Linked DNA regions of Homo sapiens: region 1 is linked to region 2. Evidence: chromatin loops called from intact Hi-C (ENCODE). Cell type or tissue: mammary epithelial cell. All regions are shown on one strand. Each heading gives the region's core, and the rest is flanking DNA. Links, peaks and the distances in the headings are about the cores only. Region 1 overlaps TAF8 (TATA-box binding protein associated factor 8). Region 2 overlaps TRERF1 (transcriptional regulating factor 1).

Region 1 (5,375 bases), core at 264-5,263, 150 kb after region 2:
GCAGCAAAGAGCCCTTTCCTTCCTGTCACTTTCCCTGGTCTCTTGAGTTTCAAAGGAATCAAATCCTGTGATAATGAACGAAGTCACTGGCTGCTGCTATGCCCCACCACATAGCCTGATTGATTAAGAAAGTCTCTGGTGGGGTGCGGTGGCTCACGCCTGTAATCTCAGCACTTTGGGAGGCCGAGGCGGGTTATCACTTGAGGTCAGGAGTTCAAGACCAGCCTGGCCAACATGGCGAAACCTTATCTCTATTAAAAATACAAAAATTAGCTGGGCGTGGTGGCTCACACCTGTAATCGCAACTCTTTGGGAGGCCAATGCGGGTGGATCACTTGAGGTCAGGAGTTCAAGACCAGCCTGGCCAACATGGCGAAACCCTATCTCTACTCAAAATACAAAAATTAGCCAGCATGGTGGCGCTTGCCTCTAGTCCCAGCTACTCGGGAGGCCAAGGCAGGAGAATCACTTGGACCCAGGGTTGCTGAGACTGCAGTGAGCTGAGATCACACCACTGCATTCCAGCCTGGGTGATAGAGTAAGACTCCATCTCAAAATAAAAAAAAAAATTCTCATTATTCTGTTCATATCTTCCTCAACCCAAACATCCAGTGAAAATAGGTCATCTTAATAAGACGGTTTGCCATGAAAATCATGTCCGATCACACCCTGCAGCCTCGGCTTGGCCATGAGGAGGTCACCCTCTTCTTCCCTTGAGTGGCTTTAACTCCCCGGGAGGGTGGAATCTGCGCCCCTGTACAAGCCAGGTTTCCTTCTCAGCTCAGGAGAGGGACCTAGAAAGAAGAGGAACCATGGAGCCTCCTGGTGTGGGCCCTGTCTGCTCTCCTTCTAGGGGAAAACTGCTCCAGTGCTGTGAGGGTTGGTCCCTAGACTGCAGGACACTCAACCACTAAGGAACAAGAGCTATGTACGGGAGCCAAGTAAGGACAGGAAAAGGGAGACTATTCCCTCTCACCAGAGTGGCTTTCCCCAAGGCTCCGCCCCACTGAGGAGACTCTTCCAAGAAGCAGAGAAGACCACCTCGGTGGGACAGTGAAGGCTCTCTGGACCCCAGCCTCCAACTCACTTCTTCCTGCGGATCTTGGGCTTCTTCACCGGCCGCAGATAAGGGTTATCGATGATGTTCTCCTCCCCATTCCGGCTACCCGACAAGGAGGGGTTCTGCTGCAGGACAGAGGTGTTCTCCTTCTCGGCTCCAGAATCCTCCTTTGAGCAAAAGCCAAAATAAAGCACAACATCAACAGCATAAGGAAAGAGATCATGCCTATAATTGGAATGACCATTAGCATCCTCTAATTGAGAAATTAGAACCTGGGAAGCACCTTCTTTCCAACATTCCTATCTCTGCCCCGATGAAGCGAGGACCAGGCAGGGGCTGGCTATGAAGGGAAGGCAAGACTAACAGCCTTGACCCAAGAGAGCACACAACAGAGTCCAGAGTTTTGAACCTCTGGAGAAGGCAGGGACAGGGGTTAGAAAGAACAGACACCTGGGAGGGACAGGAATCAAATTCAGATGCCTCAGGGAGGATGCCCGGCCAGGTGGGGAGATGAAGAAGAAAAGTGATCCTGGATGCCCTGCATGACTGGGAGATACAGGATCAGAACACATCATCTGCATAGCGCATCTCCTGGCCAAGCTAGATAGACTAAGTCAGAACAGATTTCTCCCTCAAATCCTCACATTTCTGGTACTTGCAACATGGTACCAACAATCACATCCCAGCACAGGCTAGAAACTTCTTGAGCCTTGAGGGTTCCACTAAGGGACGCAGAGCCAGCAGGTACCAGCACATGCACATCATTGGTAATGCCTATCTGCAACCTATGAGGCAGGGTTTGTTTGTTTGCCTGTTTGAGATGGAGTCTCCCTGTGTCACCCAGGCTGGAGTGCAGTGGCGTGATCTCGGCTCACTGCAGCCTCCGTCTCCGGGGTTCAAGCAATTCTCCTGCTTCAGCCTCCCAAGTAGCTGGGATTTCAGGCATGTGCCATGACGCCCGGCTAATTTTTGTATTTTTAGTAGAGACGGGGTTTTACCAGTTGGCCAGGCTAGTCTCGAACTCCGAGGCAGGGTTTTTTACTGTTCATTTTTTTTTTTTGAGATGGAGTCTTCTTCTGTTACCCAGGCTGGAGTGCAGTGGTGTGATCTCAGCTCACTGCAAGCTCCGCCTCTGGGTTCAAGAGATTCTCCTGCCTCAGCCTCCCAAGTAGCTGGGAGTACAGGTGCCTGCCACCACATCCCGCTAAGTTTTTTATTTTTAGTAGAGACGGGGTTTCACCATGTTAGCCAGGATGGTCTCGATCTCCTGACCTCATGATCTGCCAGCCTTGGCTTCCCAAAGTGCTGGGATTACAGGCGTGAGCCACCGCGCCCGGCCGCTTTACTGTTCATTTTTTGAGAAAAATGTGTTTTTTCAGAAAAGTTTGTAAGTTCACATGTAATCAGTATGATCAAAATTCTTAAAAAGTCACAGTTGTGTATAGACACAGAAAAAAAGGTAATATGCTGACATTTTAAAAACTGTTCTGGAAGTATGAGCAGTCAGTTATCCTGTCTTTATTCACAGCCTCCTTTATTTTCCACGTTTGGTCGGGCTGCGCCCCCTGGTGATGGGCCAAGGGGAAGAAGTTCTTCCACGGGGAAGAAGTCATTGAGATTCCTGTTCTGCAACTTGAGGCTAAAGAGGCCCTCACTGACCTCAAGCAGGAGAGGCTGCTGTCAAAACAGACAGAGGATGCCATGACCGGATGGCATGAAATAAATAGCAGGTTCCCCTGACAGGACAGCTGGCCTAGGGCATGGACACCAGTCTCAGGTTTAATGAGCCAGAAGAAACCAGATCACATCTAGGTTCCCCTGCGTGCCCTCTCCCTGTCCTATCAATTGTTCTCTTCAAAGACACAGTTCCATTGGCCCAGTATCAGGGCCTGTGTGTTTTCCCTCTCCAGCACCCAATCCAGTGGGACCACAAGGTGACCCAGAGCCACTGGGGCCTTCCAGAGACTCTTGAAAGCAAGTGCTGCAGGACCAACCTAGTTCAGGCCAGACCAGGTGCCGGAAAAAAGGTCTGCCCACAACCAGACCTCCCTTGGGTATCTGGCATCCAACCTTTCTGAAGTTCCTAATGGTACAAATGAGTAGTATCTCCTCGCTCCGTCCATCCTATCATTTCTCTACAGTAGACAGCCTATCTTCAAAGTTACTGGAAGCTCACTTCAACCGTGCCTTCAATGTTTTCTGAGATACACATGGAGGTAACACTGTTAGAGGTGCTGAAAACGCCAGCCTCAAGACACTGCTGGAGGGTCAAGAGGCTCCCTCCATTCGGCCCACCGTGGCTCACAAGAGCAGGACGGCAGGCTTCCTTCTCCCAAGCAGGCCTCATAGAAATGTCCCCTTCAGGGACAGGCAGCACTGAGATGGTTAGGGGTGGGGAAGTCAGCCAGTTAAAAAAAAAAAAAAAAAAGTAGGCCAGGCGTGGTGGCTCACGCCTGTAATCTAGCACTTTGGGAGGCCAAGGCAGGTGGATCACCTGAGGTGAAGAGTTCGAGATCAGCCTGGCCAACATGGTGAAACCCTGCCTCTACTAAAAATACAAAAAAATCAGCCGGGCATGGTGGTAGGCGCCTATAATCCCAGCTACTTGGGAGGCTGAGGCAAGACAGTCGCTTGAACCCGGGAGTTGGAGGTTGCAGTGAGCCGAGATTGTGCCACTGCACTCCAGCCTAGACGACAGAGTGGGACTCTGTCTCAAAAAAACAAAAAAGTAAAGTGTCAAACTGACCCAGAGATTTGTAAAAAAAAGTGGGAGCAGAATGGTCCGTCAGGAGCTCCCTGAATTGCCTGTGAGCTCTAGCAAGGCCTACACCCTCTGTGGTGACTGCATCCAGTCTCCCAGCTCTCAGTGCCATCTCTACGCCAACAGCTCCCTGGAGTACAATGCCAGCCCTAACCTCTCCCGACTTCCAGGCTCATGCAGCCAGCTGCTCACTCAGCATTTCCACTGGGGTATCAGGTAGGCAGTTCAGACTTCAGGCACCTAAGTCTGAATTGGGGACCTTCCCCTGTGGTGTAAACGGCGCTTCTCAGTCCCTCCCATCACAAGTGATGGCAACTCCATCCTTCTAATGGCTCGAGTCACAAACTCTGTGGTCATTCTTGCTTGTTTTCTTTCTTTTATTTTTAAACAGGGTCTCACTATGTTGCCCAAAACTGGACTCAAATTCCTGGGCTCAATCTTCCTGCCTCAGCTTCCCAAGTGACTGCAACTATGGGCATGCACCACCACACCTGGCACACTCCTTTTCCTTCACTGACATCCCATACCCAATCTGTTAGCACAGCCTCTTGGACTTACCTTCAAAATTCAGGCAGGCACTGACCACTTCCACCACCTCTGTGGCAACCACTCTACTTGGGCCCACCACTGCCTCTCGCCTAGGCTATAGCGACAGCTTCCTGACTGATCTCTCTAGTCCGTTCTTACCGAGCCATCAGAGTGGTGCTTTAAGAAGCTCAGAAACATCCCTCCTCTGCTCCACGCCCTCCCACAACTCCCATCTCTCTTAGTTAAAAGCCAGCTCTTAAAATAGCCTACAAGGCCCTACCCAATCTGACCCTCCCTCCCACAAGCCACTCACTATTCCACAGGGCCTTTGCACTGCCCATTCCCTCTGCCAGAACACTCTTCCCCAGATATCCACATGGCTCACTCCCTCACCCATTTCAAGCTCCTGCTCAGATATCCCCTTCTCAGTAATGCCTACTCCGAGCACCCCACTTAAAAACTGAAGACTCCTCCTCACCCTGGATCTTCCCCTACTGTTTTTCCCCCACACAGCACTTTCATTTCTGATATACTATGCAACGATTTAGTCATATATTGTGTTTGGTATCATTCTCCCACAGCCAAACTCTGCTCCTAAAAGGCAGAGGTTTTCTTTGTTTTTCTCACTGCTTTATCCCAAGCAGCCAGAAAAAATATCTGGCACATACTAGGTGCTAAATAAACACTGGTTGAGTGAGTGACTGGTATATTTTTCATAAAAGAGTAAAAGCTTAGATATCTGGGTTGGCTGCAGAGAGCAGCTGGTTCAAATGTGTGAGAAAAGAATCTATTATACATGAATTTAAATTATACATGAATTTAAAATGAATAGCTCCTTTATGTTCAAGTACATGGAGAAACTAGAACCAGGTTAAATAATGTACTGCCTAACAACAGACCTTGAGAGGTGCACTCTCATCAAGAGATAAAATAATAATTTAAAATACCTGTTATTGGCTGGGCGTGGTGGCTCACGCCTGTAATCCCAGCACTTTGGGAGGCTGAGGCGGGCGGATCACGAGGTCG
Region 2 (5,375 bases), core at 137-5,136:
ACTAATAACCCTAATTTCCTTTTCAGGACTGTAGATGTCATGTCACTCCCTTTCTTCCCCAGGTGTTCAGCTCCCGACAGGCACTGAATGGCCATGCCCGCATCCACGGGGGCACCAACCAGGTGACCAAGGCCCGAGGTGCCATCCCCTCTGGGAAGCAGAAGCCTGGTGGCACCCAGAGTGGGTACTGTTCGGTAAAGAGCTCACCCTCTCACAGCACCACCAGCGGCGAGACAGACCCCACCACCATCTTCCCCTGCAAGGAGTGTGGCAAGTAGGTGCAGGGGACCGGGGACTGAATCTGAGTTCATGATGGGTAGTCGCTCTATGGGAGCTGGGCCAGGATGGCCTGAGGTTTCTTCAATCAGAAAAAAGAACTTAGACCTCAAAACTCTTCTTCGTGTCATCTTTGGGATGGGTATGTAGTCCTGTTGCAGACTCAGAATATGGCCATTCTGTTATCTTAGAGCCTTGTAAGGATGGATATCTTCAGAGAGTGAACCTGTAAGTTACAAAACTTCACTCTTTCCCAGGAATGGCAGGTGGGACTCTGGTTCCCACTCCTTCCCTTCACACCCAAGCTATGTTCACTAGCATTACTCTGTTTGGATCCCCGCTGAATGATTTGAGAATGGCTCTACAACATCTAATCAGGAACTCTCTGTAACACAGATGGCTCATACAGGGTAATCCTACCACCTTCGCTTACTTCTGTGACTAAGGCAGACATCACTAATCAATCACCACACTTTGCTATCACTTTAAGACAAAGCCTCAATTACTTTTTGTTGTCATGCTTCAAGCTGCACAACCAATTAATCAGAGTTGACACATGAAATAAAACCTATTTGTTATCCTCCCCTTTTAGGTATAATTTAAAAAACAACAACAGCTAAAGAAAAAAAGTAACGAGATAGTAATTATAATAGCTAACATTTACTGAGCATTTACTTTGTTACATGCTTTATGTGTGTGAGCTCACTTAATCCTTACATAGAAACTCCATGTGATACAGATACTGTTTTTTTATCTTTGTTTTACAAATAAGGGTTTAAAAATTAGGTAAAATGACTTGACCTAAATCACAGTGCCAGTAAAGAGCAGAACTGAGATTTGAACCCAGTTTTGTCCGAATGCAGACCTGGGCTTCTGACCACTGCTCTTTCCTTTTGGTTTACTTTGTTTTTTGCTTTAGGTAGAAAATGCCATTGATGGTAAGATGGGTGATTCCCTCCCACAGCCTCCAGTAGAGAATTCCAGTGTACTTCTCAATGAGTCCACCTGACTGGAAGGGTACTACATTGTTATGAATTACATCCTTTAGGAGCCTTGCTGAGTTCCTCTTCCCATAATTCCTAGTGCCTCGAGCATGAAAAGGAGTATTACCTGGGAGAGATGCTGCCCAAGTGGTTTCTGAAACTCTACCACGAAAACATCCCTAGTTACATCAGCAAGGCTAGGTGGGACCTCTACTTATACATCCTCATAGAGTAGAGCAGGCAACTTAATAGTAACTGCTGTTTATCAGGTACTAACTATGTGCCTGGCACTGTTTTAAAGGATTCTTTACATGTTTTAGTCTGTTTTGTGTTGCTACAACAGAATATCACTGACTGGATAATTTATAAAGAAAATAAATTTATTTCTTATAGTTCTGGAGGCTGGGAAGTTCAAGGTCAAGGGGCCTGCATCTGGCAAGGGCCTTCTTGCTAAGTCATCCCATTGTGGAAGGGCAAAGAGAGGGGAGAGAGAGCAAGAGGTTGAACTTGCAGCCTCATACCCTATTATAATCGGCATGAATCCATTCATGAGGGTGAGGCCCTCGTCACTGAAACACCTCCCATTAGGCCACACCTTCCAACATAGCTGCATTAGGGATTCAGTTTTCAACATGTGCTGTTTGGGGGACACATTCAACCCATAGCACATGTACTGATTAATCTTTAAAATAGCCCTATGAGGCAGGTACTTTTAGGAGCTTCTTTTTTACAGGCAGAAACTGAGGCACAGAAAAGTGAAGCCCCTGTTGCAGTTCACAGCGAGCAGCCTAGTGGGGATTCACACCATGCAGGCTGGCCTGGCCTTGTGCTCCTGGCTCTATGCCATGCTGCGTCTGATTAAGCCCAGCTTGATGGCACCCACCAAAGTGAACTGGAACTAGCAGATCACTTCCCCCCATGAAGCACAGGGATGGGAGAGATGGGATTCGGTGTGGGTCTCCTCCACACCCTGCTGTCCTTCCAAGCTGGCCATGATGTCATTTTAACATCACCACCCACCACACACTGGTGCACCATGGAAGAAATGGGCCCCTGGATTGATCTTAAGGCTTTTTTAATTGAAATAATGATGGAACCACCCTCAGCTGACTCTCAGTGATCTCCCGCTTATTTGTCCTGGAGTGGCAGCATCAGGGTATCAGGGTCTTGCCAGTTTTCCCCCAGAGGAGCTAGCACCACCCACTCATTAGGCTCAAACAGGCTACAACGCTACATTCCACCAGGTGGAGACAGAGGATGATTTAACTTAAAAAAAATCAGTATTTCATGTTTCCCAGCCATGTCTCAGTAGCATCTATTAAATGTTTTTTTTTTTGGAGTCTTACGTTGCTTGGAAACTTTTTCTACCAGAAATCCAGTTATGATTTCATGGAAAATACAAATGGTTTCTGTGGCTTTTCCTAACTCAAAATAACATTAGGCAAATGTTCACAAAATACCTCTTAGAGGTGCTGAAATTATGTTTGTTACATTTAACCATTTTCAGTGTGTCCAAGCAGAATTGTGATTTATCAGCCCCGTTGGACTCAGGCCTTAGAAACCAGGTGTTTTGTGTGTGTGTTTTTGTTTTGTTTTGTTTTTTCCTTCATGAGCTCAGAAGTGACTAAAGAGTATTATGCCACCCCCTCTCCATAAACAGTCTCACACCTGGGCACGCTTCTTCTGAAAAAGGTCCAGATAGTTAATATTTGAGGTTTTGTGGGCCGTTTACTGTCTTTATCATAACTGCTCAGCTGTGCCATTGCAGCACAGAAACGGCCATCAACATTGCATAAACAGACATGGCTATGTGCCAATAAAACTTTATTCCCAAAAACAGTCAGGATTTGGCCCACTGACCATAGTTTGCAGACCTCTCATCTAAAGAATTAACCCCAGCAATATATCATTTTATCCCCGGGTTTCTCAACCTCAGCACTGTTGGCATTTCAAGTCTGCCAATTCCTTGCTTGGCGAAGAGGGAGTGTCCTCTGTGTTGGAGGATGTGTAGCCATTATGATAATATCATGGCCACAAAGCAGGGGCCTTAAGTGAAAGGGAGTAGTAGATGTAGCTCAGAAGTCAAGTACAATAAAGACAGGGGCCACTGAATTTGGCCACACAGAGTTACCAGTGACCTCGAGAAGAGCAATTGGGTTGACAGGGAGAGGACAACAGTCCACTTGGAGAGGAAGAAGCAGAGAAAAAAGAGATCCACCAAGTGCGTGTGGGCAGATCCTTCAAGAATTTTGACCGTGGGTTGGGCGCAGTGGTTCACACGTGTAATCACAACACTTTGGGAGGCCAAGGTGGGAGGATCACTTGAGGCCAGGAGTTCGAGGCCAGCATGGGCAACATAGCAAGACTCCATCTCTACAAAATATTTAAAAATTAGCCAGGCATGGTGGTATGTACCTGTAGTCCTAGCTAATCGAGAGGCTCAGGTGGGAGGATCACTTGAGCCCAGGAGTTCAAGGTTATGGTGAGCTGTGATCACACCAGTGCACTCCAGCCTGGGCAATAGAGAGACACCCTGTCTCTATTTAAAACAACAACAACAACAACAACAAAACCAACAACTTTCAACTGTGGAGGAACAGGGACAGAGGCCAGAGGCAGATGGTGGGTTGTTTCATGATGGGGACCATCAGGGCTTGTTAGCATGATTTAGAAGATTCTCCAGTGGAGAGGGCATGGTCAGTGATGAGGAGAAGGGGGAGGCTGAAAGAGGAGAAAGAGCCTGTGCTCCAGACTCCAGGTGGACAGGAGGCCTTTGAGAATTCCTCCTCCATTGTCACAGGAAGGAAGCCTGAGGCACAGTAGGTGTGTTCTGTCCCCATCCCTTTCCTTGTAATGCTTGGAGAGGAAGGAAGAGAGGTGACAGGTCACAGGGGAAGGAGGTCCTAGAAGCCGAGCAGCCAGGGACTTTGTCAGACCACACACCCCCATTCCCCGTAGGACACCTGGATTTCCAAGAACTCAGATCTCCTTCTAAATTCTACACACCTCTCTTTCTTTATTTTTAGAGTCTTCTTCAAGATCAAAAGCCGAAATGCACACATGAAAACTCACAGGCAGCAGGAGGAACAACAGAGGCAAAAGGCTCAGAAGGCGGCTTTTGCAGCTGAGATGGCAGCCACGATTGAGAGGACTACGGGGCCCGTGGGGGCGCCGGGGCTGCTGCCCCTGGACCAGCTGAGTCTGATCAAACCCATCAAGGATGTGGACATCCTCGACGACGACGTCGTCCAGCAGTTGGGAGGTGTCATGGAAGAGGCTGAAGTTGTGGACACCGATCTTCTCTTGGATGATCAAGATTCAGTCTTGCTTCAGGGTGACGCAGAACTATAAAGCCCTGTGTGTCACTTAGAGACAGTGAAAACCCACGGCCTCCATCTTCATTAATCAGGAAACCTGGACTGCCTGCTTGTTTTGTAACCCTTTTAAACTACCTGTTTTAAAAGTGGTCATTTTATTCAGGTTTAGAAAAAAAAATCCTATTTCTTTTCCTTTTATTTAAAAAAATTTGTTTTTGTGGGGGGTTGGGGGAATAAATAATTGGCACAACTATCTTTAAGAGGTGTTTCATCTGGGCTACCTTCTCATGAAATCATTCCCAGTAGGGACTGAAGCTGACCTTCATGTTCCATTGCATTCAGATGTCAACCATCCCGGTTGCCTTTTATCCCAAAGCTTGCTGTGAGTGTGTGTGTGTGAGACGCAGGCGACCCTCTTAGTACTGGGGTCTTGGGGCCAACTTTTCCCATCAAGCGTTACTTTGATTCTGTTCTGACCTCATTCCATAGTTTGCAGTGAGCATGGCATCTTTGCCTGGAGATACTATGCTAGGGGCAGCTTTCCAGGGGCAAAGCAAGCCCTCGTGTTACACGGCTCTCCTCCAGCTCACACGACATGTGAGGAGATGACCAAATGTGAAAACAGGTTTCCCCTGTGTTGCCCGTCATCCTTTGGCCCGTTCACAGGAATGGAGTACTGTATAATTTTAGGCTTTCATTCCCAGCAGTGTTTACTGAGGACCTGGTTTTCTAGAACAGGTGTGTCCTGTCCTCTTCCATGTTCCCTGGGGGCTGGTCAGCTCCAAGTTGTGGGTGGCAG

What was found. Hi-C counts contacts between places; a loop is a spot of excess contacts. Peaks named below come from ENCODE experiments on the same cell type or tissue, not always from the same donor. Only the 100,000 strongest peaks of a DNase experiment are listed, where the experiment ranks them.
Region 1: a loop joins it to region 2, with 15 times the contacts of the local background. A loop is called at or near these places in 8 of 110 quality-filtered maps.

What each region holds. Positions count from the first base shown.
Region 1 is chr6:42,072,952-42,078,326 of GRCh38, reverse strand. TAF8 (TATA-box binding protein associated factor 8) reads right to left here. Exons shown (of 9, transcript NM_138572.3): 8 at 1,088-1,227; 9 at 1-794. The coding sequence ends at 782. Among named protein-coding and RNA genes, the nearest start is that of TAF8, 25 kb to the right of the region's middle. In mammary epithelial cell, for the core only: a CTCF peak has its summit at 2,630 (motif pointing left); a DNase peak (open chromatin) is centred at 2,626.
Region 2 is chr6:42,227,580-42,232,954 of GRCh38, reverse strand. It overlaps TRERF1 (transcriptional regulating factor 1), which reads left to right. Exons shown (of 18, transcript NM_001395490.1): 17 at 27-274; 18 at 4,286-5,375. The coding sequence ends at 4,610. The region is part of intron 1 of LOC105375061 (a long non-coding RNA gene); the gene reads right to left. Among named protein-coding and RNA genes, the nearest start is that of MRPS10, 12 kb to the right of the region's middle. In mammary epithelial cell, for the core only: a CTCF peak has its summit at 2,490 (motif pointing right); no DNase peak of the experiment used is centred there; H3K27ac peaks cover 937 bases.